Regions from separate parts of the Homo sapiens genome. Here region 2 is linked to region 1. A link is an interaction called in ENCODE POLR2A ChIA-PET data of the cell type or tissue named here. Cell type or tissue: OCI-LY7. All regions are shown on one strand. Links, peaks and the distances in the headings refer to the core of each region. The heading gives the core; the rest is flanking DNA. Region 1 has its middle 43 kb from the start of MFSD2A. Region 2 overlaps ZMPSTE24 (zinc metallopeptidase STE24).

Region 1 (17,524 bases), core at 9,143-11,642:
GTGGTGCTGGTGGTGTAATAATTACCTTGCTTCAATAACAAGATATTAATGGATTATATGTTAAAGAAAACATAAAATACAGCAAAATTCAGTTCTTTCCTGTCCCATATCTTTTATTCATCTGTCTATCCTTCCCTCGACAAATGCCCAATCAATTAATTTCCACTTCTTTATGTAGCAAGATGGCTAGATTGAACATAACTTCAGAGTCAGTGCTTTTGATGAGTGAATCCAATAATACCCTTCTCTCCACCTCTACATATCTATTTAAATCTGTCTAGCCTGCTTAAGCTGCCATAAGAAAATAATGCAGAATGAACGGCTTAAACAACAGAAAGGTATTGTCCTATAGTTCTAGAGGCTTGAAACCCTGAGATCAAGGTGCCAACCAATTTTGTTCCTGGTAGGGGCTCATTTTCTGGCTTGCAGACAACCACCTTTATGTTCTTACATGGCCATTCCTCGATGCATGAATGAATAGGGGTGGAGGTAGTCCTCTAGTGTCTCTTATAAGGACACTAATCCTATCAGATAGGGCCCCATACTTATGACTTCATTTAACCTTAGTTACTTCCTTAGAGGCCTCATCTCCATATACCGCCACTGTGGGTTACCGTTTCAACATATGAATTTGGGAAGTACACAAACATTCAGTGTATCCACTGATTTTCTACATTCAGTATATCCACTGATTTTCTAGGAACTTCTTGAGAAACAAAGTCTTGATCTCTGTCCACCATCTGATTCAGACACATACAAATTGATCTGATGGGCTGGTACAGCCCTGACTGATTGCAGGGAACTCAACTGTGGGTTTGAGAGAAAATTCAAGAGGAGGAAGCTGCATGAGGCTAGCACAAAAAGCCAAATTCAGCAATAGGGACTGAATGTAACAGGACACTTCACTGCACAGTACCAATAGCACCATTCACACCATAACCTGTGTAAGTTTCACTTCCAGGAGTTTTTTGTAGTGCAAAACCTGTGAGGCCATACCTCAGATAGTGGTCCTGAATACAATGTGTCAGGAATTACTGGTACCCTTTCTAAAACCTTTTCCAATTCAGATACTGTGGAGTTATGCCTGAGGAGAAAATTGCAATATGCATTTGTTGAAAATACTGAATCACTAAATATTATCTCATTTTTGGGTCCTCTTTGCAATGGGACCCTCTTAATTGAGCTAATGCCAAGAGATTAAGTACTAATTAAAATTATTTGGCCACAAGCAACAGAAGCCAACTCTGATTAACTTAAAAAAGAACATAAAGGAATTTATTGAAAGAAAATGTGAAAATTCACAGAGTCAAAAGACAATTTGGAAAAAAAAAAAAGAACCGTGCGAACAGCCAAGTATCAAGATATACAGGAATCAAGGCAGTTCTGGACATGCAGGTAACAGAAACTCATAGGAAATCCCTTCAGGATACTGCCCGAAAATGAATCAGCTTCAAGTTTTCTGTCTTCCTGTCTCCCACTAAAATTTTCTTCCAGAGAAATCACTTCCAGTTGATCTAGCTGGGATTGAGTATCATCCCCTGACTAAGGAAGGGCATTGAACAATGATTGACAGCCCCACCAAACCAGTGTGTAGTGGGGGAGGGGGTGTTCTCCAGAGAAAGAGGTAGAATGCTGATAGAGAAAAACAACAGATGTCCTCTGCATTCCAACCATGGGTTGCCAAGCAACGTCTTCCCACTTTTTAAAATGCCATATACAATTTTTTAAATGCCTCTGCCTAACATAATTATCTCAGATGCAAACAAAAGATACACTCAACTCCTTCTAAAAGGAGACAACCCATGTTCATTTATTTCTTTCCTAGTTCCATCATGACCCCTCTCTATAGTTTACAATTTGTGTACTAAATTACAAATTTAACCATCATCAACCCATACCACACGATTCTAAGAGAAAAGAGAAAGAAAATTACTTTAAAAATATATCTGACTTTCTGCATATTACTATAAGTAAGTTATACCTCAATAAAGGAGAAAAAATATCCATGACACAGCAAGGAAGGAATACTGGTAGAAGCTACAGTCCTCATTCATGGAACTGATCATGGTACTTATGACTTCTCTCATCCCCCACCCAATCACATTGTCTTGCCATTGATTGGCCAGCACATCAGTTGGTTTAGCGCTTTGCCAGGTAGGTTGTGGAACTCAGCCTTCAAGGTAGCACCAAATGACTCTCACCTCTTGATCCATGCCTTTGTGTAGTCCCCTCCCATATTAGGTATATCCTAGAATATTTTAGATTGTTGGAATTATAGCCCTTCCCCAGCATAGCTACATCTTCTGCTCTAAGTTGATCAGTTTCTATCACTTTAGTAAACTATTTATCTGTCTGGTTTCAGCTCTTTCTTCACTCTGGACCCTGGAGATGTTTTTTTTCTTCCAACTTCATTCTACATTTCTTTAAATTTTGGCCAGCATTTCTTTTTCTTTCTTTCTTTCTTTTTTTTTTTTTTTTTTTTTTTTTTGAGGTGGAGTCTCACTCTTGTAGCCCAGGCTGGAGTGCAGTGGCGCCATCTCAGCTCACCACAACCTCCACCTCCCAGGTTCAACCAACTCTCCTGCCTCAGCCTCCCAAGTAGCTGAGATTACAGGCACCTGCCACCACATCCGGCTAATTTTTGTATTTTTAGTAGAGAAGGGGTTTCGCCATATTGGCCAGGCTGGTCTCAAACTCGTGACCTCAGGCGATCCACCCGCCTTGGCCTCCCCAGGTGTTGGGATTACAGACGTGAGCCACTGTGCCCAGTCTGGCCAGCATTTCTAAATATTTATTACAAGAACATCTTCAGATTATATAGTCAGCAGATGTTGAATTGAATGTTCTGTGTGTTTACTTTTCTGTCTCTCCAACTAGACTACGAGCTTCATAGATTGTCTTGCTCATAATTGTGTTCCCATAAACTAGCACTGTGGCTGGTACATAGTAGGCATTCATTACATGTGTGTTGAATGAATGAATGTAACCAGGGAAGGGATGAATGCCATAACCGGACATGAATTGTCTCCTTTTGGAAGGAGTTGAGTGCATTTTTTGCTTGCATATGAGATAGTTACAAAAATAAAGAAATTAATTGATTAATGAAGATATATCAGACTTGCCCATTTAAGATTATCATTCAGAATTGTCTACTGTTGATAATGAAACCTCAAGAGTTGCATTTTACATATTATTGCTTGGCCCACAAATACAGTGGTTATTTGAGTTTTACTTCTTCTTATATGTTATTTTTAAGCCTTGAAAGTCTCCAGAGGAAGTGGAATTTGGTTATGCTGACCTAGTTATAACACTGACTCGACATGGCTTTCTCTATGTCAGGGTAATAGAAATAAAATTTATTTCTGTGAATATATCATTTGCATTGGCATTTATAGAGCTTAGTATTTAATTGATGACTATTTTAGTGATTGACTTGAAAATTTACATTGTTTAGAATAGGTATCCCTTAGACTGTGGAGTCATAGACCTGGTCAATTTCATGATCAAAAAAGAATTCTTGAATTAGACTCAATCAATTTAGTAAACTATTTCACTTTAAAAAAAAAGAATTCTCAATTGTCTTTTTCAAACATGTGTTTACCCTCATCTTCCATTTTTCTTTATTCTTTCTCTTTTTTTTTTTTTTTTTTGAGATGGAGTTTTGCTCTTGTCGCCCAGGCTAGAGTGAAATGGCACAATCTTGGCTCACTGCAACCTCCACCTCCTGGGTTCAAGCGATTCTCCTACCTCAGCCTCCCGAGTAGCTAGGATTACAGCCGTGTGCCACCACACTCAGCTAATTTTTTGTATTTTTAGTAGAGATGGGGTTTTACCATGTTAGCCAGGCTGGTCTCGAACTCCTGACCTCAAGTGATCCTCCCGTCTCGGCCTCCCAAAGGGCTGGGATCACAGGCATGAGCCACTGCGCCCAGCCATCTTCCTTTTTTCTGTAATTTCATCTACTAGGTCAGGCCAAACTCTAGGAAGCAACCTTCAATCCTCTTTTCCTCCCATCTCTCAACCCCCACCCCACCCACCTCACGTTCAATTCTTTAGCAGTCCTGTTGTCTCTCCCTTCAAAAGATATCCAGGATCCAACCACTTATCAGAAGTCCCACCTACCAACGCTAAACCCACATCATCTCCTGCCTACACCACTGCAATACCCCCTTAACTCATTTGCCTGCTTTTACTCTTGTCCCCACTATCAGCTCTCCACACAACAGCTAGGGGAACTTTTCAAAATACAAATCAGATCACATCAGATATATAGTCACAGGTCAATTTAAAAGACAGCTTCCAGCCTGGCCAACATGGCAAAACCTTGTCTCTACTAAAAATATGAAATTTAGTTGGGTGTGATGGCCAGCGCCTGTAATCCCAGCTACTCAGGAGGCTGAGACAGAAGAATTGCTTAAACCCTGGAGGCCGAGGTTGCAGTGAGCCAAAATCAGCCACTGCAATCTAGCCTGGGTGACAGAGCGAGACTCCATCTCAAAAAAAAAAAAAGATAGCTGGAAAACATAGCTTCTGTGTCATCCCTGGCTATACTATAGCAAGCCAGGGGCCATCTCATTAAAAATGGTGTGATATTCCATCCCTAGCAAATTAATTTTTTTTTTTAAAAAAAGGAGGGAGATCTTACTGCCAAGGGAACTTATAAATAACAGAGGTTGGCCTAATCATCTTGGCTCTTTTCCACACTTCATAATACAGTACAAACAACCTCTGAACAATCAGCATAATGCTGAGAAAATAGTCATAATAACCCGGATGTTTTCCGGATAGATTCTTGCTATTTCTACTTGTTTCTCTCATTTCAAAGTTGACCTTTAATGAGCTAGTGAAAGGCTGGTTTCTGTGATGATCCAGGCTTCCTGCTCTGATGTTATGCTACCCATTCAGCAGTAATTAATATGGTGGAATTTGGTCCTTTTCCACATTGCCTTCCAGAAGGACTGATGGCCAGAAATAAAGCAGGCAGAAAGAAGTTTCCCAAATCTCAGGCAGGCTTAGAGGCATATTTACCATGAAGCTAAGGAAGCTTAAAATTTAAGAACCCTTACTTGCAAAACACTTTTCCAAGAACTTGTACCTAATTTTGTATTCATACTTTTGTATTCTTTTTCTTTTCTCTTCTTTTTTGAGAGAAGTCTTGCTCTTGTCCCCCAGGTTTGAGTGCAATGGCTTTATCTTGGCTCACTGCAACCTCTGCCTCCCGAGTTCAAATGATTCTCCTGTCTCTGCCTCCCAAGTAGCTGGGATTAAGGCGCCTGCCAACACGCCTGGCTAATTTTTGTATTTTTTAGTAGAGATGGGGTTTCACCATGTTGGCCAGGCTGGTCTCGAACTCCTGACCTCAGATGATCCACCTGCCTCGGCCTCCCAAAGTGCTGGGATTACAGGCGTGAGCCACCGTGCCCGGTTGTATTCTTTTTCTTAAAGGACTCCACCTGTTTGAAAGCAAGCTTTCAGTTCCTCTTCCTAGGTTTTATGACAATTACCAGGAATAGGAGACATGAAGAACTAGGGGAAGGGAGCAGCAAATGCAAAGCTCCTGTGGCCTTCCATTTGGCTGGTACGAGGTTATCAGGTTGCTTACGGGATGAGAAATCTTCTGTCCTAACCATCTCATGTCATCAGCATCCATATACTTTTTTTTTTTTTGAGACAGAGTCTCACTCTGTTGCCCAGGCTGGAGTGCGGTGGCGCCATTTCAGCTCACCGCAACCTCTGCCTACCAGGTTCAAGCAATTCTCATGCCTCAGCCTCCCAAGTAGCTGGGATTACAGGCATGCACCACCACACCTGGCTAATTTTTGTGTTTTTAGTAGAGACGGGTTTTCACCATGTTGGCCAGACTGGTCTCAAACTCCCAACCTCAGGTGTTCTGCCCACCTCAGCCTCCCAAAGTGCTGGGATTACAAGCGTGAGCCACTGCACCCGGCCTCAGCATTCATACTCTTTTTTTTTTTTTTTTTTTAATTTATTTTTTTATTGATAATTCTTGGGTGTTTCTCACAGAGGGGGATTTGGCAGGGTCATGGGACAATAGTGGAGGGAAGGTCAGCAGATAAACAAGTGAACCTTTGTTTTCCTAGGCAGAGGACCCTGCGGCCTTCCGCAGTGTTTGTGTCCCTGATTACTTGAGATTAGGGATTGGTGATGACTCTTAACGAGCATGCTGCCTTCAAGCATCTGTTTAACAAAGCACATCTTGCACCGCCCTTAATCCATTTAACCCTGAGTGGACACAGCACATGTTTCAGAGAGCACAGGGTTGGGGTAAGGTCACAGATCAACAGGATCCCAAGGCAGAAGAATTTTTCTTAGTGCAGAACAAAATGAAAAGTCTCCCATGTCTACTTCTTTCTACACAGACACGGCAACCATCCGATTTCTCCATCTTTTCCCCACCTTTCCCGCCTTTCTATTCCACAAAGCCGCCATTGTCATCCTGGCCCGTTCTCAATGAGCTGTTGGGCACACCTCCCAGACGGGGTGGTGGCCGGGCTGAGGGGCTCCTCACTTCCCAGTAGGGGCGGCCGGGCAGAGGCGCCCCTCACCTCCCGGACGGGGCGGCTGGCCGGGCGGGGGGCTGACCCCCCCACCTCCCTCCCGGACGGCACGGCTGGCCGGGTGGGGGGGCTGACCCCCCACCTCCCTCCCGGATGGGGCGGCTGCCGGGCGGAGACGCTCCTCACTTCCCAGATGGGGTGGCTGCCGGGCGGAGAGGCTCCTCACTTCTCAGACGGGGCAGCTGCCGGGCGGAGGGGCTCCTCACTTCTCAGACGGGGTGGTTGCCAGGCAGAGGGTCTCCTCACTTCTCAGACGGGGCGGCCGGGCAGAGACGCTCCTCACCTCCCAGACGGGGTCTCGGCCGGGCAGAGGCGCTCCTCACATCCCAGATGGGGCGGCGGGGCAGAGGCGCTCCCCACATCTCAGACGATGGGCGGCCGGGCAGAGACGCTCCTCACTTCCTAGATGTGATGGCGGCTGGGAAGAGGCGCTCCTCACTTCCTAGATGGGATGGCGGCCGGGCGCAGACGCTCCTCACTTTCCAGACTGGGCAGCCAGGCAGAGGGGCTCCTCACATCCCAGACGATGGGCGGCCAGGCAGAGACACTCCTCACTTCCCAGACGGGGTGGCGGCCGGGCAGAGGCTGCAATCTCGGCACCCTGGGAGGCCAAGGCAGGCGGCTGGGAGGTGGAGGTTGTAGCGAGCGGAGATCACAACACTGCACTCCAGCCTGGGCACCATTGAGCACTGAGTGAACGAGACTCCGTCTGCAATCCCGGCACCTCGGGAGGCCAAGGCTGGCGGATCACTCTCGGTTAGGGGCTGGAGACCGGCCCGGCCAACACAGCGAAACCCCGTCTCCACCAAGACCAGTCAGGCGTGGCGGCGCGTGCCTGCAATCGCAGGCACTCGGCAGGCTGAGGCAGGAGAATCAGGCAGGGAGGTTGCAGTGAGCCGAGATGGCAGCAGTACAGTCCAGCTTCGGCTCCGCATGAGAGGGAGACCGTGGAAAGGGGAGGGGGAGGGGGAGGGGGAGAGGGAGAGGGAGAGGGAGAGGGAGAGGGAGAGGATTCATACTCTTAACACAGCAAACACTGCTCTGAGTCCTTCCTAAGAATTCTGACAGATTGCTGGCTGCATGGATATCAGTGAAACCCCATTGGGAAAGATGTTCCTAAATATCTTGATGGTGAAACTGCATATTCACTTGATCATCCCTTCTTCACAGAACAACACGGACACCAGTTTGCAATAGATAGTTCCACTTGGTCTTGTCTCTCTGCCACTGAAGATATGGGCTGTGAACCACTGAAATCTGGGCATGACGCATTTCAACTTCTTGGAACGCAGCTTATTAAACTGAACTTGGCTTATTGAACTTAACTAGAAGTGGCTGGGCACAGTGTCATGCCTATAATCCCAGCACTTTGAGAGGCCAAGGTGGGCAGATCACTTGAGGTCAGGAGTTTGAGACAAGACTGGCCAACATGACAAAACCCCATCTCTACTAAAAATACAAAAAATTACCCAGGCATGGTGGCAGGCACCTGTAATCCCAGCTACTTGGGAGGCTGAGGCAGGAAGGAGAATCGCTTGAGCCCGGGAGGTGGAGGTTGCAGCAGTGAGCTGAGATTGTGCCACTGCGCTCCAGCCTGGGCGACAGAGCAAGACTGCATCTCAAAACAAACAAACAAAAAACTGGCTAGGTACAGTGGCTCACGCCTGTAATCCCAGCAATTTGGGAGGCCGAGGCAGACATATCACCTGAGGTCAGAAGCTCAAGACCATCCTGGCCAACATGGTGAAACCCCGTCTGTACTAAAAATACAAAAATTAGCCAGGTATGGTGGCACGTGCCTGTAATCCCAGGATTTGTAGTTACTTAAGTAGTTCCAGTCTTAGGCAAAATTGTACAAAGCGACTTAACCAGCATTAGTACCTCCCAGGTGCTAACAATAGCCTCCCCTTCATCATCTCTAAAGCAGGACCTTAAAGATTTACTGAAGTATGCCTTCAGTAATTTTTTTTATGTTTAAGACTAACCATAAAAAAGCACCTGCCAAAACGATATAATCTTCAGATCCACAAAACTCAACTTCATCTCCTCCATACTTCAGGGACTGGCAAACTGAAGATTTTGTAAAGTTTCTTTCTTTCTTTTTTTTTTTTTTTTTTTTTTGAGACAGAGTCTCACTCTGTTGCCCAGGCTGGAGTGCAGTGGCGCAATCTCGGCTCACTGCAACCTCCGCCCTCTGAGTTCAAGCGATTCTCCTGCCTCAGCCTCGGGATTACAGGCGCCTGCCACCACGCCCGGCTAATTTTTTTTTTTTTTTGTATTTTTAGTAGAGACAAGGTTTCACCATCTTGGCCAGGCCGGTCTTGAACTCCTGATCTCGTGATCCACCGACCTTGGCCTCCCAAAGTGCTGGGATTACAGGTGTGAGCCATTGCGCCCAGCTTGTAAAGTTTCTACTTAGAGATCAAGTTAATAAAATATCAATATATTAATGATTAAACAGGTACACAGAACATTATATATTTCCCAGCAGTGTGGAAGTCCATGTGATAACTCAAGTTTCCAGTCTGGCTAAAAGTCACTCTGCTTCTAATTTTACCTAATATTCTGTGCTTCCCTCCTACTTATTAATTATCACATAACTGGCTGGGCACCATGGCTCACACCTGTAATCCCAGCACTTTGGGAGGCCGAGGCAAGCGGATCACCTGAGAGGTCAGGAGTTCAAGACCAGCCTAGCCAACATGGTGAAACCCCGTCTCTGGTAAAAATACAAAAATTAGCTGGCTGTGGTGGCGTGCACCTGTAATCCCAGCTACTTGGGAGGCTGAGGCAGGAGAATCTCTTGAACCCAAGAGGCAGAGGCTGCAGTGAGCCAAGATTGCACCACTGCACTCCAGCCTGGGTGACAGAGCGAGACTCCATCTCAAAAGAAAAAGAAAAAAAAAATCACATAACTGAGGAGGTTCCCAGGCAAGTTGCATGGTTGAATAAAGCCAACGTTTTTTTCCTTAGGTTTTTATAGCTGTATCATATGTATTACAGAGGATGGATTCCATTAAATATAAGACCCTACATGATGGATTCAAATATTCAAGTTGGAGGTTCAGAACTGGAGAGAGCAAAATTGCTCAGCATAATAGAGGAAAACCACTTTGGGGTACAGAGGGCAGTTCTAGAGGAAAGAGGAAATGGGAAGGGGAGAGAATGAAGCCAGGAACATTTTAAAAGATACAGAGTTAAAGGTTAGTGAGAAACCCTTAGAATAGTAGGACAACTGAAAAAAAAATTAAGATTGGAGTTGATCCTTATGCAAAGTTTAAGTGTACATCACTTCAATTTAAACACTTCCTTCATCATCTCCCTGTACTCCACCTCCAAATCTTTCATAATACATGCTACCCATATGAATGCTTAGTATGAGTAGTATTTGTACAACTTGGAGAAAGCAATGAGATCATATGTGTGGAATCCCAAAAGAAGAGGGATCATGTGAGAATGGAATCCATGGGAGTTCATGGGATCCTTGAAGAGTCTGTGGGTTTCCTTCATGGGGTCTGGGATTGGAGGTTAGAGGCAATTTTAAGTAATCTCAGAGGGTAGAGAGCTGGGCTACACATAAAACCTGTGTGCTTGGTCTCTCCTCTTCTCATTCTACAAGGCATGTCTGGAGATGGGGAGAGTCCTGGGCATTGCCCTTGTTCCATCTCCCTTTGGATCTATGCCTGTTGGCAGATGTTCCTCTGCAGCCCACTGATTTGCAATGAGGCCTGCCACTCAGGCCATGGAGCATAGCCTTGGGAGTCATGCAGTGCTCATGGTGCCTGGCCAACACTCCTCTCATCAAACTGTGAGCTGCGCCACTCAGAGAGGGGGCACCTGTTTATAACTTGCACCAAGGGGCCCTGTGGGGTAGAGGTAGCCCTGCTGCCTCCAGCTGTCAGAACAGGAAGGGGAACTTACCCCTCCCACACCAGTCCTTTATAACACCTCCTCACCTACCTTCCCCTGGAGGTTTACACAGTTCTCCACACTTGGGTTTTACAAATTGTTCCTGCCCTAGTGACCTCACTCCCTCTACCCTTGTAATTTGCAAAGCTGCCTCCCTCGCCATGGAGTTAGGACTTCTCTTTGCAACACAGAACAAGTTGTATTTATTTTTTTTGATCCTTGGCTTTTCAAAACTGTGCTCCCTTAGGCCTGCTGGGGATAATAAGCAAGCCTATTGAAGAGTCAGGTACCTCTTAAATGGCTTCTCCCTTTTCTACACAAAGACATAAAGGCACTGCCAAAGCTTTGAAACTAAACCTAGACTCCTGCAGTCTGTGCTTGTGTGTATTACATAAAAAGGAGCCTAGAGAAAGGGAGAAAGAAGGGGACACAGAGTGAGGTTTTCTTTTTATTGTATTTATTTATTTATTTAATTTTTGAGACAGAGTCTCACTCTGTTGCCCAGGCTGGGGTGCAGTGGCACGATCTCGGCTCACCACAGCCTCTGCCTCCCGGGTTCAAGTGATTCTCCTGACTCAGCCTCCTGAGTAGCTGGGAATATAGGCTCACACCACCATGCCCGGCTAATTTTTGTATTTTTAGTAGAGACGGGGGTTTCACTATGTTGGCCAGGCTGGTCTCGAACTCCTGACCTCATGATCCACCCACCTCGGCCTCCCAAAGTGCTGGGATTACAGTCATGAGCCACTGTGCCCAGCCAAGAGTGTGGTTTTCTTTTTCTAGTTGCAATTGTTTGCATTTTCTGATTCTTCCGAAATCAGTACACAGAGACTCAGGGAGGTTATATAAATTGCCTGAAGTCACACAGCCGGTACCTTGTGAACTGTAAGTTAATCCCAGGACTTCAGGCTGCTAGTATGGTAGAGCATTTCTGCTATAGCTGAGCTAGCCACCGAGCCTGGAGTAGAAAGATGTTTTCCCTTCAGGAGAGACATATTACTGTCCCTCAGCGGGTGAAAACAATGGTATAGGACCTAAATACTTCTACGATCAAACAGAGTTAAAATACCCAAAACACCCACCTCCTGAGGTGTCTGCCCGCTTCACTCCCAGGTGGGCAGTCCTACATACCAAGTGTGTGTTTGATGACTCTGCCACAGGGATTGGACCAGCAATATCACTCTCACTCTTGTGATGTCTCTCTCTCTCTCTCTCTCTCACACACACACACACACACACACACACACACACACAAATCTGTAATTAGAATCAGGAGTATCCAATTCAATCTGGGAAGGTTGAACGGAGGAGATACATACTTGGGAGCTGTGGGCTGGCCTCTTCTACCTGCCATGTGGAACGAGCAGCTGAGCGGTGGTGTGCAGACAGAGGAAGAGCCACTTATGAGAGGAGGAAATACAACGGGATTCCTGATATCTTTAGTTCCCGGTCCCACTGGGTTTCTACTTCATTTGGGGAGTCACAGAACTTGGAATAGAGAGCAATACATCCCAAATCAGTCATTTCCAAACTATAAGTCAATACCAATTTATCACATGTTTTCATGTAACAAGAGGCCATATAGATTAATGATTTTTTTTTTTTGAGACGGAGTCTCACTTTGTCACCCAGGCTGGAGTGCAGTGCCATGATCTCGGTTCACTGAAACCTCCTTCCCACGGGTTCAAGCTATTCTCCTATCTCAGCCTCCGAGTAGCTGGGATTACAGGTGCGTGCCACCACGCCCAGCTAAGTTTTTGTATTTTTAGTAGAGATGGGGTTTCACCATGTTGGCTAGGCTAGTCTCGAACTCCTGACCTCAAATGACCCACCTGCCTTGGCCTCCCAAAGTGCTGAGATTACAGGCGTGAGCCACCATGCCTGGCTAGATTAACAATTAAAAGCCCCAATGAGGACATAGACTGCTTGGGTGAGCAGGGTAAGTTTATCAGTATCTGTTTCCCCAACTATAAAACAGGAATATAGGCCGGATGCAGTGGCTCATGCCTGTAATCCCAGCACTTTGGAGGGGGCTGAGGCAGGCGGATCATGAGGTCAGGAGTTCGAGACCAGCCTGACTAACATGGTGAAACCCCGTCTCTACTAAAAATACAAAAATTAGCCAGGTGTGGTGGCGCGTGCCTGTAATCCCAGCTACTCAGGAGGCTGAGACAGGAGAATTGCTTGAACTGAGAGGCGGAGGTTGCAGTGAGCCAAGATCGCACCATTGCACTCGAGCCTGGGTGACAGAGCAAGACTCCATCTCAGAAAAAAAAAAAAAAGACAGGAATATAATACTGAATAGTAGCTTTCTCATACAGTTTTTATGATGGTTAAATGAGTGGATCTGTCTCAGAATAATGACTCAAACATAGAAGGCAGTATGTAAATGTTATCTATTATCCACATTTGTTTTCTCCTCCTTGCTATTTCATATGTCACAAAGTTAACCACTACCAATAATTCCTGTATAAGGTAGTGAAGAAAAGGAGAGGCAAAATTTTGGTTAATATATGCAAACATATACATAACAAAGAAAAGAGGAAAATAGGCCGGGCACAGTGGCTCACACCTGTAATCCCAACACTTTAGGAGGCCAAGGCAGGCAGATCACCTGAGGTCAGGAGTTCAAGACCAGCCTGGCCAACATGGAGAGAAACCCTATCTCTACTAAAAATAAAAAATTAGCTGGGTGTTGTGGTGCATGCCTGTAATCCCAGCTACTTGGGAGGCTGAGGCAGGAGAATCACTTGAACCCGGGAGGCGGAGGTTGCAGAGAGCCGAGATTGTGCCACGGCACTCCAGCCTGGGCAACAAAAGCAAAACTCCATCTCGGAAAAAAAAAAAAAAAGAAAGAAAGAAAAGAAAAGAGGAAAATATACATAGTTGTAAAAGTCTGTATTTCTGTATCAGGTCACATGGCCAAGACCCAACAAGTCAAAGGTGTTGCTCTTGATGTAGCAATTACATAGTAGGTCCTGGAACTAAGGTCTCCTGATCCTAAGTTCAATGCTTGTTCCGTCACCCTGTATGTCCTGCAACCAACCACCTGTTGCAGTTTCCTTGGGAAGAGTGTGAAAACCTAAGCCCAGAGGGTGTTATGAAAACTGCTCCGGGCCAGGTGCGGTGGCTCACACCTATAATACCAGCACTTTGGGAGGCCAAGGCGGGCAGATCACCTGAGGTCGGGAGTTCAAGACCAGCCTGACCAACATGGAGAAACCCTGTCTCTACTAAAAATACAAAATTAGCTGGGCGTGGTGTCACATGCCTGTAATCCCAGCTACTCAGGAGGCTGAGGAAGGAGAATCGCTTGAACCCGGGAGGCAGAGGTTGTGGTGAGCCAAGATCGCGCCATTGCACTCCAGCCTGGGCAATATGAGCAAATACTCTGTCTAAAAAAAAAAAAAAAAGAAAAGAAAGAAAAGAAAACTGCTCCATGCCTCTACTTCTGGTTGGGGAACCAGGCTATTCCAACTTGGCCTGTCCAGTGGGGCTTCCACACCTATGTAATTGATGAAGAGGAAGAAGGCTTAGTAGTGATAATATTCGATTTTGAGAAGTATTTTGCAAAGAATCCTGTAGCAAAAAAATATATATCTGCTAATATTTAGGAAATGAGGAAATACAGAAATCACAAGAAACCACCACAAAGTGATCTCATCTGCCAAAGGCATCAAAGTGGGTGATTCACAGGAGGATGTCTGGAAGCTGCACCCCAATCTCTCATCCTCTATCTGCTGAAGCCCTAGGCCTACTCACCACCAATAGAATTATAATGGCCTCTCCTGTCCTTCTGCCATCCAAATTTCACATAAGCACCTCTCATTTGCAGCATACAGGCTAGAATCCTGTCTAGGGAGGCTAAGAAATATAGTTCCGAGGCTTCTAGCTCCCAAAACATAGGAGAAAGCACAGGAGGAAGTGAGAATGAGGCAGAGATGCCAACAATCTGGTATGGTATACACCAAGCTTGTCCATCCCGTGGCCCACGGGCCACATGCAGCCCAGGATGGCTTTGAATGTGCCCCAACACAAATTTGTAAACTTTCTTAAAACATTATGAGTTTGTTTTTTTTTAGCTCATCAGCTATCATTAGTGTTAGTATATTTTACATGTGGTCCAAGATAATTCTTCTTCTGCCAGTATGGCCCAGGGAAGGCAAAAGATAGGACATCCCTGGTCTATACCTTTGGCTAGTCGGTGAAATTCATATACACTCTTTTATCTATGTTTAACTTTCAAACAACAATATTAACGACTCTAGTTAATACGAGGCACCTACATGGCAGACCAGGTCTCACTAACCCAGGCCTCCATAACAAATGTTTCAGCACTGACTGAGGGGTTGAGTTACATATTAAAAGCTGATAGAGGCAGTGTCCTTATACAAAGGCTGGAATGTAACAAAAGCTCACCAAGAGTTTTGCCCAGGACTTTCCTGAGCCTTGAAGCATGACAAGATAATTAAGCAATTCTTTTTTTTTTTTCTGAGACGGACTCTCGCTCTGTCTCCCAGGCTGGAGTGCAGTGGCATGATCTCAGCTCACTGCATGCTCTGCCTCCCGGGTTCATGCCATTCTCCTGCCTCAGCCTCCCGAGTAGCTGGGACTACAGGCGCCCGCCACCATGCCTGGCTAATTTTTTGTATTTTTAGTAGAGACGGGGTTTCACCGTGTTAGCCAGGATGGTCTCGATCTCCTGACCTCGTGATCTGCCCATCTCAGCCTCCCAAAGTGCTGGGATTACAGGTGTGAGCCACCACCCGGCCAATGAAGCAATTCTTAACAGGACTTATTTAGGATTAAATAAGTTTCATTAGGGGTCTGAAGAAACTCCCCAGACCTCCACGAATAAGTTTACTGAGAGTCTGAAGGAACTCCCCAAACCTCCATGATTTAGCAGGAGACAAGATAAGGGTAATCACCCCAGCACCGGGAGCCATTTAGATTAAATAAATTTACTGAGGCTCCAGAGGAAGGTCTTCAGGACTCAGATCTCAGTTACAGGAGAAGTTAATCACTCACGTCTTTAGATGAATGCACACTTACACGTAGACATATAGCTTAGAAGGTGCATAAGCTCTGGAAACTCTGTAATTTTGAGTTCGTCTGTTGATATTTTCCAGGCCTTCTCCCTGTACCCAGTTACAGAAATAAACTCCCTCCTTTCCCAATTCATCTGCATCTCGTTATTGGGCCGTGAGAATAAGCAGCCCTTCCCTTGGTTTGACCCGTGAACACCTATTCCTTATATAAATAAAGGTGGTTATGGCTGAACTGCATTCCCTCAAAATTTCTATGTTGAAATCCTAACCCCCAGTTCCCCAGTTCCTCAGATTAAGACTATATTTGGAGACAGGATGTTTAAAGAGGTAATTACGTTAAAATGAGCCCATTATGATGGGCCCTAACCCAATCTAACTGGTGTCCTTATGAGAGGAAATTTGGGCTTGGTGCAGTGACTCACACCTGTAGTCACAGCACTTTGGGAGGCCAAAGAGGGCGGATCACTTGAGGTGAGGAAGTTGAGACCAAGAGGAGAGGCCTCGGGAGCAAACCAAACCTGCTGACACCTGGATCCTAGACCTCCAGTTTCCAGAACTGTGAGGAAATAAATTTCTGTTGTTTAAACCACCCAGTCTGTGGTATTTTTGTTTGTTTTTGAGACAGAGTCTCGCTCTGTCACCCAGGCTGGAGTGCAGTGGCGTGATCTTGGGCTCACTGCAACCTCTGCCTCCCAGGTTCAAGCAATTCTCCTTGCCTCAGCCCCTCAAGTAGCTGAGATTACAGGCGCTTGCCACCACACCTGACTAATTTTTTGTATTTTTAGTAGAGATGGGGTTTCACCATGTTGGCCAGGCTGTTCTCGAACTCCTTACCTCACGTGATCCACCCCTGCTCAGCCTCCCAAAGTGCTGGGATTACAGGCGTGAGCCACCCTGCCTGGCCGAGATCCAGTCTTTTTAAAAAAAAAAAAAAAGTCACACTGGCTGGCATGTTGCAAATAGAAAGTAGAGACCAGAGTCGAAGCATAGAGACCATTTTGGAGGCTGTTGTAACCATTTGGGGAGAGATGACAATAGCTGGGACCAGGGTGGTAGTGATAATGATGGCAGTGATTATAAAAAGTGGTCAAATTGGAACGCATTTTGAAAGTAGAGCCAACTAAATTGACTGATAGATCAGATATGGGGCATGAGAAAAAGAGAGGTCTCAGGAATTAGTCTAATATTGTTGGCCTGAACAAAGTAGAAGAATTAAATTGCCACATACTAAGCTAAAATAAATCTGGGAGAAGAGAAGGATGGGGGTGTATCTGTTGGGGAATAGATTCAAGGTTTTGGTTTTGACATGTAAATTTTGAGGCTGGGTGCGGTGGCTCACGTCTGTAATCCCAGCACTTTGGGAGGCCAAGGCGGGCGGATCATGAGGTCAGGAGTTCGAGACCAGCCTGACCAACATGGTGAAATCCTGTCTCTACTAAAAATACAAAAATTAGCCAGGCGTGATGGCGCATGCCTGTAATCCCAGCTACTCGGGAGGCTGAGGCAGGAGAGTCACTTGATTGAACCTGGGAGGCAGAGGTTGCAGTGAGCCGAGATCACACCACTGTACTCCAGCCTGGGCGACAGAGCAAGACTCCATCTCAAAACATAAATAAATACACAAAATAAAAATAAATAAATAAATATTGAGATGCCAGTTAATGGTGTAAATCGAAACATCACGTATAAATGTGCATATTCAGCAGAGAGGATAAGCCTGAATAAATAGTTTTGAAGACAGTGAATGTATTAATAAATCCGCAGGACCAGAGGAGATCACCTAGACCAATGATTCTCCACTGGTATGACCTACTCATTAGAGAAAATTCTGGAAACGTGGCACAACATTGATGGGGGAGGATGTCATGATGATTAGGGTAAGGAGCTCTACAGGGGGGTTCAGTGGGTGGGGCCAGGGCTGCTAAACATCCTGCAATACACAGAACAACCCTGCACTACAGAAGTTGACTCACATCCCATAAGACTCTC
Region 2 (12,635 bases), core at 10,034-12,533, 270 kb before region 1:
AGTCACACAAGTAGTTTGTCTCGAACTCCTGACCTTCCACCTCAGCCTCCCCAGTAGATGGGATTACAGGCTGGAGCCACCAAGCCCAGCACTGGTAATCTGTGGTAGAGCTATGATTCAAACCCAAGCCTTTTGACCCTGAAGCCTGACGTCTGAAATGCTGCCCCCAACCTACTCAAATCTTGACTTCCCATTAACACCCAGCTCAGGTCATAACCTTCCATAAAGCCTTCCCTGACTATTTTATCTAAAATGAAAATAGCTCTCATACTCTGGATGTTGTAGGGGGAAAAAAAAAGATAAAAAGAAAATAGCACCGATATATTTCACATATTCTATTGACTACCTCCACTGTCATAGCATTAACTATTATTTCACGTTATCTGATTGTAACTTAAGGGATCAGCAACTTAGGTTGCTCCTTCAGTAAAAGCAGCTTAGAGACTATTCTGTTGTACTGATTAATGATTAAATTTCTAGTTTAATATTACCTAAAAAAAAAAGAGTAGTTATTTCAGAGGCTAAAGAAGTAAGTATGAACTGGCTTATTCTACCATTTCTCCACAGACTTTTAAGCTACTCCAATCGTGCCTTTAGTTGGGCTGTATATCCTCAGGAGCCACTAAATGTCTGACATATATATATATATATATATATATATATATATTTTTTTTTTTTTTTTTTTTTTAGACAGAATTTGGCTCTTGTTGCCCAGGCTAGAGTGCAATGGCTTGATCTTGGCTCACCACAACCTCCACCTCCAGGTTCAAGCGATTCTCCTGCCTCAGCCTCCCAAGTAGCTGGGATTACAGGCACGCACCACCACGCCCAGCTAATTTTTTGTATTTTAGTAAAGACAGGGTTTCACCATGTTGGCCAGGCTGGTCTCGAACGCCTGACCTCAGGTGATCCGCCTGCCTTGGCCTCCCAAAGTGCTGGGATTACAGGCGTGAGCCACAGCGCCCAGCCAGATGTCTGAAATTTCTATGTTCTTCCAGTTGCTGTTGATTCATTCTTTTCAGTTGTGACCATCTCTGTTCTCCTCTAACCCTGTGATTGTTTCTGCTTCTATTCCTTCATCTAACACTGCTGCTTCTCACTGGTAATATTTTATTTTAGAGCAGGGATCAGCAAACTGTAGCTCACAGGCCAAATCCAATCTGCCATTTATTTTCATAAAGTTTTATTGGAACACAGCCACACTCATTTGTTTAGTATTGTCTATGGCTGCTTTTGCGCTATAATAGTAGCACTGAATAGTTGCAACAGAGAACAAGTGGCCCGCAAAGCTAAAATATTTACTATCTAGCCCTTTACAAAAAACATTTGTGAAACCATAGCTTAGAGGAAATACAACTGAAACCCAGAAGGGTGAAGTCACTTGTCCAAGATCCTATAACTGGTAAGTGGCAGGAACAGAACTATTACATTCATTTATATGGACTTTATAAATTCTGAAAGTCATAGAACCTTACAACAGTTTCTCTCTACATCTCCGTAGTCTTCTTTGAGACTTTAATAGTCAACTACCAAAGTCTCAAAGAAAGTAATAGACTGGGTGTTAATGGGAAGTCAAGATTTGAGTAACGGTCAAGAGACCACTTAAATCTCAAAAGTAATCATCAAAAAAGCAGAGTATAACAAATCTGCAGTACTCAGTGGTACTGCAGTCTTTGGTAATCAATCTTCAGGTGAGTCCTCCAGAACACTGGATATTTTCTTGGAGGAGACAAGGCCAATAACACTGGCTTTGTTTAAGAGCCTCCAAACTAATACTAAACAGAATTTGACTATTCAAGAGTCCAACTTAACTACCTAAAAGAACTAGGCAGATAACAGAAGTGAATAAATCAGTCTAATATATAAGATAACATAACAGAGAGTGAAAAAGCCTTGGCCAAAAATTTAAAACAATACTGTAAAACCAAACAAACATAGCTGCAGACAAGAGCAGGATTTGGTATCAAGCCACCAGTTTCTATCCCTGGCCTATGTTATCAATTTCTGTAAATCTTAAAAAGCCAAAAGGTAAACTCCTAGCCTTTAAATAACAAATTTTAAAAAGAAAAAAACAAAAACTGATTAATTCTTTTATTAAAATTTTAAGAATAAAGTATCAAATAAAACAAACCACTTGGATAAAACTTTCTTATCCCCAGGTAGCCTTACCTTCCACAACATACACCTTCGTCAAAGGAAAGTCAATACTCTTTGCCATTACTTCAATTTCTTCTTTAAGCTTTCCCTCAGGCAGAGGTGTGAATTTGTCAAATAAAGGGGCAATATAATCAGCATAGATTGTGACAAGAACCTGAAAAGTAAATGTCAGAATAACATATGAACATGTTCTTAAAGAAAAAACATTCTTTATTATACAGATTAAATTATATTAAAACAACTATGTTGACCTCAAACTTGAGAACAAGGAACTTACTTGCTCTGGTATTCCCAGGCCCAAATAGTACCAGATAGTAAGAGCATAATATCTGTCTGATGAATTAAATTGAAATGAGTAGTCTGATAACAGAGTAAACTTATGAATTTTATTTTAAAGGATAATGCTACTAACAGTGATTAAAATCTCTAGGTGGTAATAAGTATAGTCCTTTCAAAACTATCTTGGGGATTTCTGATGCTTCATGAGTCAATCATAACACGCAGTTCTACCTTTTAGCGTAATCACAATAGACCTGAAGTCTTTCCCAAAAAAGAATTAGTAGAACTTGATTGTGTGCTGTTACTTGGTTGGCTTATCAGCTAAAATTAATTACCTGTAGTTCATAATTGTACAATGTGGTTGAAATAGCACTTCCTTAAGCATTTTTAGAGCATTTTCTCTGCTCTTTTTCATCTTACTTTAATTTGCCATACAATAGATACCTGTAAATCCAACTAGCGCCCATTTTCTGATCTTGATCCCATCAATGGAAAATGAAACAATGAGCATTATGTAATTCAGACTAAAATAAACCTCAGCTTGGGCATGGTGTCACACACCTGTAGTCCCAGCTACTCAGGAGGCCAAGGCAGGAGGACTGCTTGAGCCCAGGAGCTCAAAGCTGTAGTGCACTATGATCATGCCTGTGAAATAGCCACTGTACTCCAGCCTGGGCAACACAGGGAGGCCCTATCTCTAAAATAAAATAAACCTCATCAGTGGAGCTGAAGAGCTGATAGATGATAATTTCTGGGTGCACTGAACAGACCACTTTGGGTTTTTTCATTTGGGTTTTTTAAAAATTATTATTTGTAGAGACAGAGTCTCACTGTGTTACCCAGGCTGGTCTTAAACTCTTGGGCTTAAGCAATCCTCCCACCTTGGCTTCCCAAAGTGCCAGGATTACAGGCATAAGCCACTGTGCCTGGCCCTGAACAGACCATTTTGACTGCGTTGTAGTGTTTGTGTTGTGAAGCACTTGAGAGTATGGAAAGAGAAGAGGAATAGGAGATGTGAGGGAGGGAAAAATCAGGGGGAAAAGAGTGAGAGGGAAAAGGAAAGGAGAAGAGAGGCAGGAATAGGTGGCAGTTGGGGAGAAAAGGGAAGACAGGAGAAGGAAAGGAAGAAGAATGGGTAAAAGATAGAAGGGGAAGGGGAAGCAGATGGGGCAAAGAAGGGAGAGAGTGTCTAACGTGGAAGGGAAAGGCAAGGGAAGGGAAGCAGAAGAAAGCCAGTTAAGTATATGCTTTCTTTCTCTTGTCCCTCTTAAATCTCATTTCTCTTCAAAATAACCATGATTTTAGGCAGTGGAGGTCAGTCAGGAGTCATTAAATTATCACACTTAGTCATTCTGGTGGCAACTCGCAAATGCACAACCCAAAACTGCCTGACAACTGAATCATTAAAAGTGACTAACAACTAGTTTCTATGACCTGAAGAGTTAGCATAAGGAGAAGGAAATTTATGGTCAGTCAATACTCCTGTGTCTACAATCAAAAGCAGAAACCAAGGGGGAAATGTATATAAGCACCTATTTATATTTCAGCTGCTTCTTAAGAACTGTTTACATGCCAATGAAGATTACAGTAATCTCACCAAGGAACTTTTGCAAAAGAAAACGAAATAAAGATTTTACTCACCAGAGACACAACTAATGTGAACAGCCAGGCATAAATAAAAAAATAGTCACCCCCAATTTTAATAATGTAAAGTAGAAGTGAAGACACAGGCAACAAAATACACTGAGTCACAACAAATTTCTTGATTGCATCTTTCATGAAGAACCCCAAAGTCTGCAAAAAGAAAACATTACCACAAGAAACTGAGAAACTGGTTCTGCTTTTTAAAATAACTGATAAATAAATACAAAGGATACATTATTAAAGCAATTTTTAAAATTAACATGCAGTGAAACTATATTATATGACATTAGGCAGCTTAAGACAATGGGTAAATGTCTTGCATTTTACAGCTGAAAATTCATTTAAACCTTATTAACTGAGGACGAGTGCAGTGGCTCACAACTGTAATTCCAGCACTTTGGAAGGCCTAGATGGGAGGATTGCTTGAGCCCAGTAGTTCCAGGCCAGCCTGGGCAACATAGTGAGACCCTGTCACTACTAAAAATAATAATAAAAAAATTAACCCAGTGTAGTATAATTCATCTATAGTCCCAGATACTAGGCAGGCTGAGGTGGGAGGATTGCTTGAATCTGGAAGGTCGTGGCTACAGTGAGCCATGATCCTGCCACTGCACTCCAGCCTAGGTGACAGAACGAGACCCTGTCGCAAACAAACAAATGATTAGTAGCTGAAAAACAATAGATATTAGTGCTAAAGGAGTTTATAACATAAATTTCTTTTTTTTTTTTAAGAGACAGGTCTGGCTCTGTTGCCCAGGTTGGAGTACAGTGGCACAATGATGGCTCACCGTAGCCTCAACCTCCTGGGCTCAAGCAATCCTCCTGCTTTAGCCTCCCAAGTAGCTGGGACTTCAGGTGCATGCCACCACAACTGGCTTTTAGAATTTTTTTGTAGAGATGAAGTCTCACTATACTATCCAAGCTGGTCTTGAACTCCTGAACTCAAGTGATCCTCCCGCCTTAGCCTCCCAAAGTGTTGGGATTACAGGCGTGAGCCACTGTACCCAGTCAAGACTTTTTTTCTTTCTTTTTTTTTTTTTTTTTTTTTTTTGAGACGGAGTCTTGCTGTCACCCAGGCTGGAGTGCAGTGGCGAGATCTCAGCTCACTGCAAGCTCTGCCTCCCGGGTTCACGCCATTCTCCTGCCTCAGCCTCTCGAGTAGCTGGGACTACAGGCGCCCACCACCAAGCCCGGCTAATTTTTTGTATTTTCAGTAGAGACGGGTTTCACGGTGTTAGCCAGGATGGCCTCGATCTCCTGACCTTGGGATCCACCCGCCTCAGCCTCCCAAAGTGCTGGGATTACAGGCATGAGCCACTGGGCCTGGCCTTAAGTATTTTTTTTTTAAAATCAGTGTTGACCAGGTTGGCCTCGAACATGTAGCCTTGCCTCCCCGAGTGCCAGGGCAACTGGCCAGAGCCACCGCGGCCCCCAAGACTTTCAGCTATGATCTTTACCATATCTGTAGTTCCCTTTTTTCTCAATTCATACTCTGAAATAGTAAATTATGTTTAAATTATAAACAGTACAGGACAAAAGCACAGAAGTTTTTCACATTTAAAAGAGAACATTTGTATTCTTTATTATACCTGTTGATTGAAGCCATGTTTTTCTTCTATCACAAAAGTATTATAAAGACTCCATGGCAAACCAGTCAATGCACTGAAAAGTGTAGCCAACAGCAGAAACACCAGGGACTGAGTGATCTAAACAAAAGAAAAAACAAAAATCCAGTTTTTATGAACTACTGGCAAACAAATCAACAAGTATTTGCTGAGCACTTACTTACTACATCCCAAGCAATATGCTTGATTCTATGGATAACATAAGGTCTGAAATATCATCCCTGCCTTCAAAAAAGTTTACTTTTGAGAGAAGTAAATGAGAAACAAAACAATTCCTTTTTTATTACACAGGCACTATATGAAAGGTACCTTAAATCATACAGACAAATCCCTAAGATAAAGAGCCTGGATTCTTGGCTTACCACATGGAAGAAAGTCACCTGATAACTAAAAATACTCACACTGGACTATTACGTGATTGAGAAATAAACCATTGCAAATAAGCCTGTGATATTCTGGGATTTGTTATTGTAACTAATGTTATGCCAATACAGCATGGGTAACCAAGGACTATGCAAACAGAGAGGCAAATCTTAACATTGGCAGAAGCCAAAAAATTAACTTTAGTGGAAAGCCTGCCAAGCTAAAAGAAATACCATGACAAATACATGCTAATGAATCACATACCTCATATTCTGGTCCAAAGCCAGCATAACCACAGAACCGTCCAGAAAGTCTCCAGAGATAAGGTATTCCTCCAAAGAGAAGAATAAGCTATAAAACAAAGCATACTTTGATCACAGTTGAACAGTACTAGAAACTATCATATGAGAAAGCATGGTATAAAGAAAGAAAGGACAAAATAATCATCTCTATTAAAAAAACAAAAGAGGCCAGTACGGTGGCTCATGCCTGTAATCCCAGCACTTTGGGAGACTGAGACAGAAGCATCGCTTGAGGCCAGGAATTCAAGACCAGCCTGGGCAACAAGGTGAGTTGAGACCCCATCTCTACAAAAAATTTAAAAATTAGCTGGGCCTGATAGTGCGTACCTGTAGACCCAGCTACTTGGGGGACTGAGGTGACAGGATTGCCTGAGCCTGGGAAGTCAAGGCTCCAGTGAGCCGTGATTGTGACACTGCACTCCAGCAAGGCAATAAACTGAGACCCTGTCTCAAATAAAATAAAATAAAATAAAATAAAATAAAATAAAATAAAATAAAATAACAAAATAAAATATTTTTTTAAAAAATAGACCTATTTCACATTTAGCATAAATTATGCATTTAGATGAGTACTAACCATTGAGATACTAAATTTAGGTGGTTAATATAACATTTTTGTCTGTACACTATATATGGATGAATTGTATGGTATATGAATTGTATGGTACATGAATTATCTCAATAAAGCTGTTCTAAAACAAAACAAAAAAAAACCTTTTGTCAAAAGACCACAACAAAATCACAAACTAAACTTAGAAAGGTTAAACAGCTGGGTATGGTAGCATATGCCTGTAATCCCAGCACTTTGGGAGGCCAAGGCAGGCAGATTGCTTGTGCTCAGGAATTCGAGACCAGCCTGGACAACATGGTGAAACCTGTCCCTACAAGAAATACAAAAATGAGCCAATTATGGTGGCATGATTCTGTGGTCCCAGCTACTCGGGGGAGCTGAGGTAGAAGGATTGCTTGAGCCTGGGATGTCGAGGCTGCAGTGGGCCATGATCGTGCCTGCACTCCAGCCTGGGTGACAGAATGAGACCCTGTCTCAAAAAAAAAAAAAAAAAAAAAAAAAACTTGTTCGAAATCCAACAGCTAATGAGTGATAGAAATGGAATTTGAACCACATTAATATGGCTCCATAATTGTCTTTTCTGTGAAAGAAAATAGTCCTTTTCCATCAGAACAAAGCACAGAAGTGGAGAGTCATGTCCACTTACTAAACTGGGGAACAGAATGGGATTATCTGTGTCTTTGCTGGGTCAGGAAGAGGTGAGGTAGGGGCCCGGCTTTCACAGGAGAAGGCTCTTCCTCAGCACCACCCTTTGTCTTGGTCTTGGGCAGATAAAGTGAACACAGACATTCACTAAATAACCAGGACATTAGGAGCTAGGAAGCAGCTCAAAATTTGAGAAGAATGCATGTTTAAGAATTCTACCGCCCAAAACACATACAACTTTGTGGAACTCATTTGTCAAGAGGAATCAATTTATTTTTTCTCTCTGTAGGACAGCAGCTTAGGAACACAATGATCAATCACATTCCTTGACTAGAAGCACAATATTCCCACTGGTTCAGACATAGTTCCTCATGGTTTGAGGGGTTTTGGTACTATCATATTTCATGGGTACCCTTCCAATCTAATTCCCATTTTCATACATGTATCTACAAATAATATAGTGATTTATGTATGCTTTTAAAGAATGTATATAAATGACATCATATTATACTTATCAGTCTATGATTTGCTTTTTATATTCTAAATTTTCTTAGATCCATCCATGGTGGACTTCAACTTTATTTGGTATTATCAGGATATTTCCTAAAGTGTTTATAACAAATTACACTCCCATCAGCAGTACTCCAGTGTTTCTGTTTTCCCACAATCTCACCCACACTTTAAACTATCCATCTTTTAGACTGTTACCAGTACATTGGATTGGTTTAATATCATGGGTCTCAAATATGGTCTCTGGACAGCAGCAACAGCATCTGGGAATTTCTTAGAAATGCAAAGTCTCAGGCCCTACCCCAGATGTACCAAATCAGAAGCTGGAAGTGGGGCCCAGCAGTTTCTAGGTAAACCTGATGTACACTAAAGTTTGAAAATCATTGCTTTAATAAATTGTTTTCTTTTTTTAAGAGACAGAGTCTCACTCTGTCACTCAGGCTAGGGAGCAGTGTTATGATCATAGCTTACTGAATTTTTGAACTCCTGGGTTCAAAGGATCTTTCCATGTCAGCCCCCCAAGTAGCCAGGACTGTATGCACCACCATACTTGGCTAATTTTAATTTTTTGTACAGATGGGGTCTCACTATGTTGCCCAGGCTGGCCTCAAGCAGTCCTCTCACTGTGGCCTCCCAAAGTGCTGGGATTACAGGCATGAGCTACTGCACTCAGCCCCAATAAATTGCTTTTCAAAAGGCTCCCCTAACACTACCTCCAGGTATTTCCACTTTACTACAACTAATTCAATCTTAGACATAAACCTTGTTTTCCCAAAAGACATGCTTTGGTACCACTGTCTGACATATGCTGTAGTTGTTGATCTAATTGACCTGGGATGGTATTTCTTTCAGCCAATTCCCAATACTAATAAATAATGTATAATTAAGGACTTATAATGCTTTTAGTAAAGGCCACAGCAACTATTATTAAAAGTCCAGTATTTAAATAAGCATCAAGGGTAGTTTTAATATGAATTCTGAATGATCTATAAATGCATTTGAAAACTGATACTGCAAACCTTTTGGGGACTGAAAAACAAAGCATGTTTAGTTTCTTTTGGGGACTGAAAAACAAAGCATGGTGAACTGTACAATGTCTCTATGTTGACAATTTCACTAAGCATGCTCCCAGGGTTGTTCTATGGCAAAATTAATGATCCCAGAAAAAATAATTCCAGCGCTTTGACATATATTATTTCACTACATTCTTTTTTTTTTTTTTTTTTTTTTTGAGACAGGATCTCACTCTGTCACCAGGCGGGGGTACAGCAGTGTGATCACAGCTCACTGCAGCCTCCATCTCCTGGGCTCCAGCAACCCTCCCACCTCAGCCTCCAAGTAGCTAGAACTGCAGGTGCACATCACCACACTCAGTTGATTTTTTAAAAATTTTTTTGCAAAGATGGGGTATCACTATGTTTCCCAGGCTGGTCTCAAACTCCTGGGCTCAAGTGATCCTCCCACCTGAGCCTCTCGAAGTGCTATGATTACAGGATTGAGTCATCATGCCTGGCTTCACTACTACAGTCTTGAAAAACAGGCAGGGAAAAGGGTATAATCATCTCTATTTAATAGATGAGGCAACTGAAACTCTTTAACTGAAAGGTTACTTTAACTGAGAGGTTGAAGTAACTTGTCCAAAGAAACCCAATGACTAAGTAATTCCTACGCATTGAGCTTCATTTACGCTATCTCACTCACTTAGTCCTTGCCACAAACCATACAAGGTATGGCTTAACATCCACACACTTCTTATTTTATTTTTATTTATTTTTGAGATGGAGTCTCACTCTGTCACCCAGGCTGGAGTGCAGTGTTGCAATCTCAGCTCACTGCAGCCTCCACCTCCCGGGTTCAAGCAATTCTTGTGTCTCAGCCTCCTGAGTAGCTGCGACTACAGGCATGTGCCAACACGCCAGGCTAATTTTTGTATTTTTAGTAGAGACAGGGTTTCGCCATGTTGGTCAGGCTGGTCTCAAACTTCTGACCTCAGGTAATCCGCCCCCACCTCGGCCTCTCAAAGTGCTGGGAATACAGGCGTGAGCCACCGTACCCAGCCCACTTCTCATTTTAAAGATGAGAAAACTTAGGCTCAAGAAGGTGAAACTGCTCACATAGAAACATGCAAAAATTAGAGAAGCAACAATTTAAACTTTTCGACCCTGACCTACTCTGCTCCCCAGCCATTCCATTTCTTCAGTGGGCCCTTTATTGATATCTGTGAGATATTAGAGAAAGTGTCTCAGAGAGGCTGGAATTTTCTGTCTGGGTGCAGTGTCATATTTATGTGAACAGTGGCAACCATAAATGGCCACACAATGACTCTATTTAGGTTCCCTCAGGTAGAAAGTACTACGGCAAAAAAAAAAAAAAAAAAAGTCGAAGCTAATCTTCTCACTTGATCTCTGTGACCAAAACATACAAACCTATTAATTCTAATCAACACAAAATAGAAATTAATGAACTTGTTTCCAAACAAAACAAGGTTTCAAAGTTACCCAAAATATTCTTCCTGCCAAGCATAAATGCAGCCAGAAAATCCCCAGAGATAAATTTAGCACATTCATGTTGCAGTCTTTAGAGTTTCAAGAATGGATTTTTCAATGTCATTTTAAAGACTCAGCAGAACAGAGTTTGAAACCCAGTTATCCTACTTATTAGCATGTCCCTTGGCAATTAAACATGCAAACCCTTTAATTTATCCAAGCCTTTGCTTCCTCATTCATAAGAAGGGAATAATAATGCCTATCCTTTCCACTTCACTGTTGTAAACATCAAACAATACATATAAAAACTATGTATGAAGTGAAAATCATGACGACTATTAACTATTACTGTTCCCAACCTTAGCCCATCAGTACTGCTTCTAGTTTGAGCCACAGTACATTACAAAGCTCTCACTTTATATATGTATTCTCCCTATTTCTGTCATCCCCTAGAACAAACAGCCATTCCTATGGTCACCAACCATAATTACCAAGCTACTGTCTATCTTTCCTGGCACTATTTACCAGGGACAACCAAGGAGATTGAAAATGCTTTTCCTATTATTTTACTATGGCCCTGTAGTGGGTAAAGTCAAAGGACTTCCAAGAAGCAAACATCAGAAAGAGAATAGTGTCTACCTCATCTAATTGCCTTGTCATTATTAAACAGAGAATTCAGACTTTTCAGAGATGAAGAAAATATGGGAGCTATTAATCAGTATAGAACAAGAACTCTTGAGTATTACTTCTTCAGGTAGTGTTGTTAAGTTGTTCAACAATTCTCTGGAACTGGTGAAACAGAAGGGGAAATGTCAGTTGACAAAACAGCAAAACTCAGCCGTCAGACATCAACTGCAGAAAGAAGAGGCAAATACACTTACCAAGCAATGGAGGGAAAACATGCAAAATATTAAGTCAAGTTTGGAAGCAACTAGCTTTTGGGGAGAATGATACATTTAAGATCTTGGATATGTTTAATGTATTTTTTAAAGTTACTATAATTCTTTTTTGAGCTCCCTTTAGTCTTTTTTGGACCAAGGCCATTATATAAATACATAAGTAAACTCTCTTTCATCTATTTAAAAAAAAAAAAAAAAGAATAGTGTCTAAATTAACCACTTCTACTTCCATCTGTCTCTGAAGGATGATTTCCTACTTGTGACATGTCCCTAACAGAAGCAATGCTCAGATAAATTAACTAAAGCCAAGTCTTTATTGAAAAGATTACTTAATAGCAATAGCTGTGTATCCCCAAAGCCAATGAGACTTTGTTTTCCAAATCATTTATTAATTTTTCTAAATACCAAAATTTAACTCTTCTAGAAGCATTGCCATTTTCCATCACCTTGAAGAAATAAGTGCAGTTTCTAATAATTTGGATCTAACCACACTAGTCTTATTATTCCATACTTGTTAAGAAAAATTTTGTGATGAGCTAGACAATTCTGTCATTTACCACAGCTACATAAAGCCAGTTTCTTTAACTCATGAAACAATGATGGTAGCTGATCATAATTCTTTTAAATTTAGGAATCTTTCTCTTAGTGGTACTAGTAGATCTAAAAGTTCTAGAGAAATGATGATGATGATGATCAGGATGATAAAAATAAAAGTGGCAGGGCACAGTGGCTCATGACTGTAATCCCAGTACTTTGGGAGGCCAAGGCAGGCAGATCACGAGGTCAAGAGATCGAGACCATCCTGGCTAACATGGTGAAACCCCGTCTCTACTAAAAATACAAAAAATTAGCCAGGTGTGGTGGCACGCGCCTGTAGTCCCAGCTACTCAGGAGCCTAAGGTAGGAGAATCGCTTGAACCCGGGAGGTGGAGATTGCAGTGAGCCAAGATCGTGCGACTGCACTCCAGCCTGGGCGACAGAGCAAGACACTGCTCAAAAACAAAAACAAAACAAAACAAAAAAAGCAACAAAAAAACCCCACATTATTTCATTCAATAAATAGGAACTATATGCTGATTACATGCCAGGCACTAGGTATAAAATGATGAACAAGACTTAACTATTTCTTTAAGGAACTACCAGTCTGCCAATTA

What was found. ChIA-PET counts read pairs that join two places held together with the same protein. Peaks named below come from ENCODE experiments on the same cell type or tissue, not always from the same donor. Only the 100,000 strongest peaks of a DNase experiment are listed, where the experiment ranks them.
Region 2: POLR2A ChIA-PET joins it to region 1 with 7 read pairs; 2 of 35 experiments call an interaction of 5 or more read pairs at or near these places.

Annotation. Positions count from the first base shown.
Region 1 is chr1:39,989,086-40,006,609 of GRCh38, reverse strand. No RefSeq gene overlaps it. Among named protein-coding and RNA genes, the nearest start is that of MFSD2A, 43 kb to the right of the region's middle. RefSeq lists a silencer at 915-974. In OCI-LY7, for the core only: a CTCF peak has its summit at 10,431; a DNase peak (open chromatin) is centred at 10,479; H3K4me3 peaks cover 883 bases; H3K27ac peaks cover 1,575 bases.
Region 2 is chr1:40,261,570-40,274,204 of GRCh38, reverse strand. It overlaps ZMPSTE24 (zinc metallopeptidase STE24), which reads right to left. Exons shown (of 10, transcript NM_005857.5): 3 at 6,333-6,419; 4 at 5,670-5,786; 5 at 4,078-4,230; 6 at 2,170-2,311. Among named protein-coding and RNA genes, the nearest start is that of ZMPSTE24, 9.7 kb to the right of the region's middle. RefSeq lists an enhancer at 1,516-1,615. In OCI-LY7, for the core only: no CTCF peak of the experiment used is centred there; no DNase peak of the experiment used is centred there.